Regions from separate parts of the Homo sapiens genome. Here region 2 is linked to region 1. A link is a contact called in ENCODE Hi-C or POLR2A ChIA-PET data. All regions are on one chromosome and are shown on one strand. Each heading gives the region's core, a stretch centred on a gene start or an enhancer-like site at or near the end of the contact. The rest is flanking DNA. Distances are from core to core; before and after follow the strand shown. Region 1 overlaps DICER1 (dicer 1, ribonuclease III). Region 2 overlaps CLMN (calmin).

Evidence for each region. Hi-C counts contacts between places; a loop is a spot of excess contacts on that map. ChIA-PET counts read pairs that join two places held with the same protein, here RNA polymerase II (POLR2A). Pooled maps may share reads with other maps.
Region 2: a loop to region 1 is called in a map with no recorded cell type, with 4 times the contacts of the local background. The contact joins two enhancer-like sites. A Hi-C loop is called at or near these places in 2 of 37 single-sample maps with no recorded cell type and 1 of 50 pooled maps. POLR2A ChIA-PET finds 5 or more read pairs at or near these places in 3 of 52 experiments (OCI-LY7, activated CD4-positive, alpha-beta T cell and activated CD8-positive, alpha-beta memory T cell).

The regions. Positions count from the first base shown.
Region 1 is chr14:95,119,926-95,125,953 of GRCh38, reverse strand. It overlaps DICER1 (dicer 1, ribonuclease III), which reads left to right. Exons shown (of 27, transcript NM_177438.3): 8 at 1,286-1,758. Among named protein-coding and RNA genes, the nearest start is that of MIR3173, 15 kb to the left of the region's middle. Within about 2 kb of position 1,858, at least 4 of the 41 ENCODE cell types and tissues checked have a DNase peak (open chromatin) inside an H3K27ac peak, as active enhancers do.
Region 2 is chr14:95,251,848-95,257,653 of GRCh38, reverse strand. All of the region lies in intron 1 of CLMN (calmin), which reads left to right. Among named protein-coding and RNA genes, the nearest start is that of CLMN, 65 kb to the left of the region's middle. RefSeq lists enhancers at 1,639-2,564, 2,565-3,490, 3,491-4,417. Within about 2 kb of position 1,958, at least 7 of the 41 ENCODE cell types and tissues checked have a DNase peak (open chromatin) inside an H3K27ac peak, as active enhancers do.

The DNA of each region.
Region 1 (6,028 bases), core at 609-3,108:
GATGATTTTTTTCTTCTCGAGCAGCAGTGCCCACATTTTTCTCAATCTTTGCATTCTTTCTTCCTTTCCTTTTCCCTTCCCTTTCCTTTCCTCTTTCCTTTTCTTTCTTTTCTTTCCTGTCTTTTTTTCCTCTCTCTCTCTCTTTCTCTCCTCTCCTCTTTCTGTACCTCCCCTCCCTCCCCCTCCCCTCCCCCTCCTCCCCTCCCTGTCTTCCTCCCCTCCCCCTCTTCCTCCCCTCCTCCTCCCTCTCCCCTCCCTCCTCCCCCTCCCTGTCCCCTCCCTCCTCCCCCCATCTCTGCCTCCTCTCCTCCTCCCCCTCCTCCCCCTCCTCCTCTCCCCTTCTCCCTCTCTTCCTCTCCCCTCCTCCTCCCCTTCCCCCACCTTTCCCCTCTCCCTCCCCCGACCTTCTCCCTCTCCCTCTCTCCCTCTCTGCCTCTCTGCCTCTCTCCCTCTCCCTCAATTCCTCAGTTACACCCTGGCCATGGATTGACTTTCGGCTCTCAATTAGAGTTGTAAGATGCAGCACTCTGGGAGGGTCCAGGATCAGAGTCTGAATTTAGCTGAGATGTTAATGTTGAGGAGCCCTGACCTTGTGGTGGTGTTTTCATTGAAATCGGATAACAGGGGCTTTTGGAGAACTGTGACAGAGTGTGTGGAGGCTGCCCCAGTGCAGCTGTCCTAGCTCCTTTTCCACTTCCAACCAATAAAGGCCTTTCCTACTGTTTAGAAAGAAAGAAAGAAAAAAGAAATGATGATAGAGACAGCTGTGCAGTGTTTTTACAACAGTCTCACCGTGGCATCCAGAGGTGCTGACTGTAGATCGACCAAAATTCATCCACAGTTTCTAGTCAGTATAGTGGAAAACATATAATGCTGGAGAATATTGTACATAAAGTTCAAGGAAAACTGTATTGCTCTTCCTTGATGCCTAAAGTTAAATTACTGTGCTACATAAATTTTATGTAATTTGGCAGGAAGTAAATGACTCAGGTATAGTTTTAACTAATTACAGATCTAAAAATAAGCTTCATTAACCTCATACAATTGCATCTTTTAATTTCTGTTTGATTATTTTATTGAAAAAAGGAGATGGTTCTAGGCATATACATACGAAATGAGCTTGAAAAGGCTAATGGCCTCTCCCCCCACCTTCAGGGACTTAACCTAAGGCTGGGTTACATTTAAGGAGCCATTTGAGAACAACTGAAATCCCAGTTAAACCCCACATGAAAATGCTACATTATTATTATTTGGCATTAGGTTTTTTCTTTTCTTTTTTTTGTAGATACTATCAGACTGTCGTGCCGTATTGGTAGTTCTGGGACCCTGGTGTGCAGATAAAGTAGCTGGAATGATGGTAAGAGAACTACAGAAATACATCAAACATGAGCAAGAGGAGCTGCACAGGAAATTTTTATTGTTTACAGACACTTTCCTAAGGAAAATACATGCACTATGTGAAGAGCACTTCTCACCTGCCTCACTTGACCTGAAATTTGTAACTCCTAAAGTAATCAAACTGCTCGAAATCTTACGCAAATATAAACCATATGAGCGACAGCAGTTTGAAAGCGTTGAGTGGTATAATAATAGAAATCAGGATAATTATGTGTCATGGAGTGATTCTGAGGATGATGATGAGGATGAAGAAATTGAAGAAAAAGAGAAGCCAGAGACAAATTTTCCTTCTCCTTTTACCAACATTTTGTGCGGAATTATTTTTGTGGAAAGAAGATACACAGCAGTTGTCTTAAACAGGTAAATCTGTAAGTTGACTCCTTTCACATGAGAACAGGGAGGCGTCCTGTGTTGTGATGTGATGCGCTGCAGCAGCTGTAAGAGCTAGCATGAGGGTTATGTAAGTGTCCTTGACTTGGCGCCATCATTGCTGATACGTCATGCTGTCCTGGGATTGACAGAGAGGATGTTTTCCAGAAGGCTGCTTTTCATATGGCTGATATTTTTTTCTTAAAGGATGCTAATCTATTCTAATCTACCTAAAATGGAGGACAAGTATGGTTTTTAAAAAAATCAGTATACATTTAAGTAAAGCATTGTTTTATATTCAATTTTAGATTCAATTCAGATATTTATTAATCCTTAACTATGTGTTAGACATTGTGTTAAGCATTTCACACCAAGTGTTCCCCTCAGGTAGTCTTAGGAGAAATTTTATCTGGGTATTGTGACTAATTTTTTAATGTTGATTTTTTTCTCTTAAAAATATGGATTCAACTTTTCAAGGCTAGGTTGGGCATGATGGGTTGTGCCTGTAATTCCAGCACTTTGGGAGCCAGAGGCAGGTAGATTGTTTGAGTTCACAAGGGGCAACACAACGAAACCCTGTCTCTAGAAAAAATACAAAAATTAGCCGGTGGTGGTGTATGCCTGTAGTCCCAGCTACTTGGGAGGCTGTGGTGGGAAGATGAGTTGAGCCTGGGAGGCAGAGGTTGCAGTGAGCTGAGATGGCACCACTGCACTCCAGCCTGGGCAGTAGAGCCAGACTTTGTCTCCAAAAATAAAGTTTTCAAGGCCACAGTGCAAAAAGTTTAGAACAATTGAATTTATTTTGGGTTGGTTCATAGACTGCATATTAAAATTTTGTGAATCAGAAGAGAATAAGAATGTTGGGGAAAGTTCTAAGACTATTAGCAAAGGTGATATTGAATCCAAATTTTAGGCCGTGGATTCCTACTCTTTCTCCCTTCAATGAAAGATTTTTTTTCTAATTTAGAACCAGCCAGGGAGCTATACTTCAGATTTCTGTCAGATGGTCACTTAATGTATGGTCCTTTTGGTTTGTAGATAGATACTCTTATTTTTTTCTGCCAAAAAAGGTCCTTATTTTGTACTTAAATCAATTTACTTTTCTATGAGATCCATTAATTGGCCACAGTTGATCCCTAACTTTTCTGCAAGTAGTGATCTCTTAGGAAAAACTAAGCTTTGCTTCCTAAGGTAATTTGGGATTTTTTTTTTTCTTTTTCTTTCTTTGTGTGTGTGTGCGCGCGCGCGCGCGTACACGCACGCGCACACGCGCTTAACTGCTTCTGAATGTTTAGGGGTTTTAAAAACTTTTTTGAGTAACGAGAAATTGGACTCGAGGGTCATCATCTGGCAGTTTTTAGTCTGGTAATTTTCATAGTCATTGAGCCTGATCCTTCTGATGAATACAAAGGAAAATAACTTTAGGGACCAAATTACATTTAAATTAGAAGTTGAAGATTGGAAGGGGACCTCACTGACTATCTAATCCAACCCACTTATTTTTGTAAAAATGAGAAAGAGCCTCAGGAGAGAGAGTGATTTGCTGTAAGTTAAATTGCTAGTCAATGGCAGAGACAATTCTAGAATCCTAATATCCTGACTCCTAGTTTCCAGTTCTTTCTATCATAGTAATGCCCCTGGGCATCACAGAACACTAAAAACCAGTGCTTTACAGCAGGAAGATTGCCAGGAGACGGACCTGGGAGAGCGTGACTAAGGAGGGATTATTTCTTAGGGCAGGGAAAAAGCATTTTGGGAGTCAAAAAAGTTTAATGCTGGCGCAGTTGTAAGCCTAGTTATGGACATACTCCCCGTCTCCATTTAGGATTATATAAGGATTAAATAAATTTTCTGGGGCTTGGAGAGAAGAAATGGGGGTGTATTTTCCGCCTTCCTCCTGTTTTCTGCATGTATTTTTAGGTAAAGATGTGCCAGTTTTTATTGCAGGAATATTAGCCTGAAAAGGTTTATCCAGAATCAGTCGGTTACTTCCTATTGACTTTAAGGATCAGATGAATTGTGATCAACTTTCATAAAATGTGACTGGAATTTAGTGCTGTATGATGAATCAAGAGTGCTCTGAGGGTTGACTTTATGAGCAGCTAATTAAATATACAATAGAGGTCTTGTTCCAGTAAGCTTTTTAATAAGCTTAGAAAAACTTCCTGAAATTCAGATTCTTTCCTTCCATCAGTTTAATGGGAGGAAAAACCCTTCTATAGTGAATAGTTTCATGGGCATATAAGCTATTGTAATATACATGCAGTTTTCTACTCTCCTAATTAAAAAAAATAAATCACAGCCACTTCTATATGTAGTGTAGGTATGTGCACAGTCTTATGTTTATGGGTTTCTTTGTACCTTATATTTACATAGGGGTTTCTAAGTTATATATATTTAAGACATATTCACAACACTCCATAGGGGAGGAAAGTAGATGTTCTTTCCATATTACAGAGGAAGAAAACAAGCATCAGTGTGTGACCTTCCCCCAAATTACACACATATCAAGTGGCAGAAAATGGCTTCCAGTCTCAAGTCCAGTGTTCTTTTCACCGTGTAATATACTAGTATTGTGTGATACTGGCATTGGACAAACCTGGGTTCACATCCTGTCTCTACCCCTCCCCCTTTTTTTCCTAATAACTTTTTATTTTGGAATAATTTGAGATTTACAGAAAAGTTGGAAAAATGGTACGGAGTTCTCATATGCCCCTCACTTAGTTTCCCCCATTGATATTATCTCATGTCAGTGTTTGTCACAACTAAGAAAACTAACATTGGCCCATTACTATTAACTCCAGACTTTATTTGGATTTTGACAGCTTTTCTACTAATGTCCTCTTTTTCAAAAAATTTATTTTTATTTTTTTCTAACCACTAGACAGTAAGGGATAATGTCTTTAATCCAAGGTGTCATATCACATTTAGTTGTCAGTATCTACCCAGTTTCCTCTGGTCTGTCACAGTTTTTCAGTTTCCGTCTTGTTTTTGATGACCTTGACAGTCTTCAGGAGTACAGGTCAGGTATTTGGTGAATGCCCCTCCATTTGGGTTTTTCTTATGTTCTTGGGGTTGTACTGGGGTGATCGGATATGGAAGAATACCATGGAGGTGACCTGCTCTTCTAGTCACATTATATCAGGGGGCTCTCATGGTATCAACCACAAAACGTCACTCGTCATGTTCATCTTCATCAATGGATTGTGATAGTGTTTGTCTGCTTTCTCTACTGTAAAGTTACACTGTTTCCCTTTTCTTACTCTATTTGGAAGGAAGTCTCCAAGTCTAGCCCACCCTGGTAGGGAGGGATTAATCTCCACTTGCTGGAGAGGGATATATCTATATGTATTTGGAATTCTTCTGTAAGGAAAACTTGTCTGGTTTATCCTTTTTATGTAACTGTCTACTTATATTTATTAATTGAATCATGTATTTCAGTTGGTGGTTTCATGTTTATTTTATACTTTGGGCCATAATCCAATACTGTGTTATTTATTTGTTGCTCAAATTGTTGCAGCGGTGGCCACTGGGAGCTCTTCGAGTTTAGCACCCGTGTCCCTTTGACATACCCTCATCCTTTTGTTTTTGAGCACTTTCTTTGTGATACCACAGGGTGCTCTGGGCTCTTGTATTTCTCCCTGCCTGGCCCTAGAATCAGCCATTTTGCCGAGGAGACTTGGTTTCTTTTCTGCCCACTTTGTGGATGTATATTTTGTGAAAGTTATTTAACTTTTAAAAGTTTCAGTATGTTCATTCGTAAAATGGAAATAATACCTCCCTCTCTTACTGGCTTGTTGGTAAGAGACTTTGTATTAAAAATGGCAGTTTTATCAACCAGCACACAGTAGATGCTAATTCTTCAGCCGCTTATGCACCCATCTAGGGAGTGCAACATCCGTATGCTATTATGTAACTGTCAGTGATCTTTTTTTAGTGAAATCATAGAGGAATTATATCTGGTTTTCTCCACATTGACAAGAAAATGTAAGGAGTAAGGGATACTGTTAAAGGAGTTGTTGATAATGTATTTCAATAACCTGGCAGGAATTTCAAATAATGTGTTTATATCTTTGAATTTCTTTTCCTCTTATGGTTGTCTGCATTAGTTAGCATGTTTATTCAGATCACAATTTTTTGTAATACATCTATTAGTTTTCTGAACCTACCATACATATTTCCTATTTTTGGTTATGTTATTTTCATTCTAATTGGGGAGAATTAGATGTACATATACACACAAAGTATAGGCTATGAATTG
Region 2 (5,806 bases), core at 709-3,208, 130 kb before region 1:
GGCAGGCTGCAAGACAAGGGAGTTTGAACACGTTGTCGTTGAAAGAATTAAACCAGGTGTGTGCCTGAGCACCTTTAGCCCACTGCCTGGCTTCAGAAATGCAAGCTTGCGTGCCGTCCCACCCAGGCCCTTAAATAATACAAGTTAATTGAAAGAGTTTAATTTGAATTAATGAGATTCTGTTAAAATATTGTTAACAGTTAAGTAGATAATTATTCTATGAACAAAACAAATGGCTCCTGCAGGGTCTATGTCAATGAATAGACACCTTCATTTACAGTTGGGATCCTTCAACTCCAACAGAATGATGTAAATCTGTTATTTGCAGAGGATTAATTAAGAGGGAAATGAATAAAAACAGTAACAAACAGGTCCCCGTCTAGATGCAGCGGGCGGTTGACAGCAGGCTCTCGACCGTTGTTTCGATGCAAAGTGTAAATAATGCATTTTGCCCTTACCTTTGCCTTCTCCGACTTAACTCGTGCAAACGTCAACCCAGGATGAAAGATCACGCATTCTAATTTAACGAAGCTTTATGGATAATGGGCCTCGTCGTATTAAATATTTTTGGTCTGAAGAAACCCCTGGGTGGCATTTAAGGCTGTCTCATCAAAGCGCCTCTCCCTCCTCTGTGTCCCCCTCCTGTCTGTCAAGGAGCGTGGGCTTAACCAGTCTCAGAACACATCATTCATCATTAGATGCCACCCAGCCTTTGCCCTTGCTGTTCCCAACATGGAGAATGCCCTCTCCTTTTCCCTATCTGCTAACACCGCATGGGGCCTTCAAGCTCCTGCTCCAATTCTGCCCCTGACCCAGGAGGCTTAGTGGCCCTGTCCACTGACAGCTCTTCTCCTGCCATCCCCAGTTTCCCCATGTCTGTTTTCCCGGTGCAATGTGGACCAGGGCCCTACATTTGGCAATTTCTCTCCCATCCCAGCCTAGACACACGCCATGTTCAGTTTCGTTTTGAAATGAACAAATGAAGGACTCTAGCCAGGAGTCACCTGGTCTTCTTTCTGGTCATGTAAGTGTCTTGCACAGTTCCACGTGGGATGGGTATTGACGAGGCGGTTGTGCAGAGCCACACTCAGCAAGCTGGTGGCAGTTACCCTGCCGTGGGCCCAGCAGCAGGTGGGAGGTACTCCAGGAGGCCAGCTCCTTCACAGGGAGCAAACTGTGTCAAAACGTGTTCACAAAGAAGGAGTTAGAGTGCTTCTCAGTGTCAAGCACTGCAATTATCTGTTGAGTCACAGTGTCGTTGGTAGCAATTTCCTCAGCCAAGATTCATTGTTGCTGACAAAACAAGGAGGGTTCCATCCCATTAAACATTCATGAAGCCTGATCAGTCTGTGCTCTTTTGTGAATAGAACTGGGTTTTAAAGGAGGCAGGGAGTGCTGTGAAGTCCTTCCCAACTGGGTGCCGAGGAGTGGGTGGCGGGCCTCGGTTGGGTGTGCCCGTGGCGAGGACAGTGTGGGGGCATTGTACCCCATATGCCCACCCATGTAACTACCCTGTAGCCCAGTGGTTCAGAACTTGGGCTCAAATTACCATTCTGCCCACTTCTAGCTGTATGACTGCAGGCAAGTTCGTTAAGCTTTCTGTGCCTCAGTTTCCTCATTTGTAAAATGGGGATAAGGATAGTAGCTGCCTCATAGGGTTAAAAGAATACGGATTAAAGGAATTAATTTAGGCAAAGAGCTTATACTAGTACTGTCAGTTCTGCTATAACATGGTACATGTGCTCCTAAACATCGCCACACTCATGCACAAAAATAAGGGAAAATAACACTGGAGTGCAGCACTCAAAAACTTCATGAGGGATGCATTAAAAAAACATGGGAACCTAGTAAAAACAATAGAACTGTTGAGTGGTTAAGAAATGCGTCAGTGCTACACTAAATACGGCACTGACTTGAGGAAGGCCTGAAGCTTGCTCCTGAAGTGGGCGTGGGAGGGGTGTGGCTTGTGAATTGTGAAAGGGTGGAAGGAAGGTGACCCGATGGAAATCAGACAGAAAGCTGTGTATTCATTTGCTAAGGCTGCTGGAACAAGTACCCTACTGCCTCCTTCTCTGCAGGGGATGCGTTCCAAGAGCCCCCAGGGATGCTTGAAACTGCAGATAGTGCCGAACCCTATATGTACTATGCTTTTTCCTGCACATACATATGTATGATAAAGTTCAATTTATAAATTAGGCACAGTGAGAGATTAACAACAATGACTAATAAAATCAATGATAACAAGACCCTGTAATGAAAGTCAGGTGAATGTTCTCACCCTCTCTCTCAGAACATCTTCTTGCACCATACTCACCTATTTTCAGACCCCAGATGACTGCTAGCAACTGAAGTCACAGAAACTGAAACTGCAGATGGGGGGAACTACTGTACCCCAGGTTGGGTGGCTTAACCAACAGAAATGTATTTTCCTATAGTGCTGGAGGCTGGAAGTCCAGGATCAAGGTGCCGGCAGGGGGCTTCCTCTGAAGCGCTCTCCTTGGCTTGCAGATGGCCGTCCCCTGCCCCTCCTCTCATGGTCATCCCTCTCTGTGCATGCACCCCTGGTGTTTCCTGGAGTGTTCAATTGTCCTCTTCTTATAAGAACACTGTCAGGTTGGATTAGAGCAAATGCGAAAGGCCTCGTTTTAACTTAATCACCTCTTTAAAGATCCTAGCTCCAGGCCAGGTGGGGTGGCTCAATCCCAGCAAGGTGGGAGGATCACTTGAACCCAGGAGTTCAAAACCAGCCTAGTCAACATAGCGAGACCCTGTCTCTACAAAAGAAACTATTTTAAATTAGCCAGGCATAGTGGCACACACCTGGCTACTGGGGAGGCTGAGTCCAGCGGATCACTTAAGCCCTGGGAAGTTGAGGCTGCAGTGAGCCGTAATTGCACCACTGCACTCCAGCCTGGGTGACAGAGCAAGACTCCATCTCAAAAAAATTTTAAAAAGATCCTATCTTGAATAGTATTGTCACATTCTGGCTCCTTGGGTTAGGACTTGAACATCTGGATTGTGGGAGGGTGGGGGAGAACACCGTTCAGCCCATAACACGTCACAGGATTTGATATGGATGGGGTGCCTCATAACGCACGCAGGGAGCCAAGGGGGCTGGTGGACGTCCAAGTGTGTGTGCACGAGGCTTCGGTATGTTGGGAGCAGGGTATATTCTACACAGCTCCACTCTGCTCGTCAGCTGGGTGCAGAGCTTTATGAATTCTATGCCCATCTAGTGTTTCTCAGGAATGAAATTGTACATCAGCAAATGCCAAGTTTATGTCATGCTTAAATTTTTCCCTACTATGTCAAATGCTTTGGAACCAATTTGCATTTTCTAACCGCCGTCCTAGCAGAACTGGCTGCACCCGCTGTCTAGTGAGTGCTATACACTGCTGACCTTGGGGGGTGGCCTTGGCTCCTGGGTCATGGGTGGGGCTGGGTCTGCCCCAAGCACATCATCCTCACAACTGCACGATGGGTGAGAAAGGACAGCTGGGATCATCACCCCCGTTACATAGATGGGGACAAAGGTCCAGACCTGAGACTCTGAGACTCACACAACAGTGGTGCTGCTAGGAGGGGACCCCAGGCCCTTTCCATCTTGACAGGGGTTCTCGGATCTGCCCATGGGTAGAATTGGCCCACAGTGAGCTATTAAACATACAGATTCCCAGGCTTCTCCAGTTGGCATTTGGATCTTTTCAGTCAGGTCCTGGGCCTAAAAAACTGTGTTAATGGGCCTTGTGCAGTGGCTCACGCCTGTAATCCCAGCACTTTGAGAGGCCGAGGCGGGCGGATCAGGAGGTCAGGAGATCGAGACCATCCTGGCTAACATGGTGAAACCCCGTTTCTACTAAAAATACAAAAAAAATTAGCCAGGAGTGGTGGCGGGCACCTGTAGTCCCAGCTACTGGGGAGGCTGAGGCAGGAGAATGGCGTGAACCCGGGAGGCGGAGCTTGCAGTGAGCCGAGATCGCGCCACTGCACTCCAGCCTGGGCAACAGAGAGAGACTCTGTCTCAAAAAAAAAAAAACAAAAAAACAAAAAAACACTGTGTTAATGAGCCTCCCAGGTCATTCTTATGACATGACTGGGCCATATTAGGTGACACTGTCCTCCATCTCCCTGCATTCCCTGCATGCGAGACTTGATCCATATTTGTAATTGTGATGCTAAAGATGTCATTTCCTGTGTGAATGAGCCGTCCTTCCTGAGGGGAACTGTCTCACCACCAAGCTGGCCTTAACCCTTAGGAGGTTATGTGGACTGGGCACAGTACTCAGGCCATGGAGCGGAACCCTGTGCTCTTGCTCCCTGACTGTGAGATCTTGGGCAAGTTACAACCTGGAGGGGTAAGCGCTGTGAGTCCCATTTTACAGATGTATAAACCGAGGCATCCATGAGCTAATTTATAGAAAGAACTCCACTTCGTGCAGGCAGAAGCTTCCTTCCTCAGTTCCTTTGTCCTTTCCAATGTGGGTGGTCAGGGGCCACAGTGGGCATGGAGCTCAGGAGGGTTTTTGGAGGGGAAGATGCCTGGAGTTTGCCAAATTGCCAAGGTCCACACAAGACCACTCTTGTTTCTGGCACCAACTGCAAGTTCAGGGGGGTTCCTAAAATCACCCTCAGTTTCTATCATTCCATCAGAAGTACTCAGTGAACTCACTGAACACTGTTATACTTCACAGTTACGGCTTATTCCAGGGCATGGCTTCAGATTAAAATCAATGCAAGCAAGAGATGCGTAGGGCAAGACTGGAAGGGTTCCCGATGCAAAGCTCCCCATGTGTCCTCCCCATGGGGGCAGGATGCTTTACCCTCCCGGCATCACACGTGACAGCACTCACTGAATATTGCCAACTGGGGAGACTCACTTGGGTTTCCACTGGGGCTTCATTACAGAGGCATGGCTGATGATTGATTGATTGCTTGGGTGGTTGAACTCAGTCTCCAGGACTCCTGAGACTGTGTGACCTTAAAACCTCCACTCTAAATCACAGGGCAGGTCTTTCTGGATTGGCGGCCAGTCCCCACCCTAAGCCTGTTGGGTGTAGCCATTCCCACACTAAGGTCCTTCGTAGTCAGAACTCTTCTCAAATGTGACATAAATTACCCACCAGAAGCCAAGGGCGCAGACCAGATGTCTCTCAGCTACTCGTAAGCAATGAGTCTTGCTTGGACTGATGGGTGAACATTCAAGGTGCTCATTCAGATGCAGGGCTGGCACTGTCCAATCTTTGTTCACTGCCACGTGTCAGATTCCAAGCACTTTGTAAATACCAGCTCTCATTTTATCTTCAAGGCAACCCTGCAATGCTGTGGGCTCTCATTATCCCCACTTTCCGTATGGGGACAGTGAGGGGGAGCAGCTTTCCCACCCTCTCAGAGCTGGTAAATGGTCGAGGCCAGGCAGCCTGGTTCTGAGGGCCTGCACTTGACCCCTGGTTGCTTTGGTTTTTAAATTTTTAAAACATTAATTAGTTGCTGCCCGACTTCAGCTGGCACACTCAGCACCCCCTGTTGCTCCTTTGGTAATTTCCGGCCCCTTGGAGAAGGAAGGACCACCCCGAGTCCACGGTCTTGGGCCCAGACCCAGCAGGACTGGAAGGAAGAGGCGCAGAGCCATAAAGTGGTCTGCAGGGAAGTTATTTTTCAATCAAGTTGGGCTTTGCCTCGCTAATCCTTCTCCTCCATGGGGGCTGAGTGCAGAAAACTCATCTCTGCATAAAGAGACCCCAGGCCTGGCTCGGGTCCTTGGACCCAAGTTTAGAACCTGTGCCTGGAGCTATGAGAATAAGTAAAA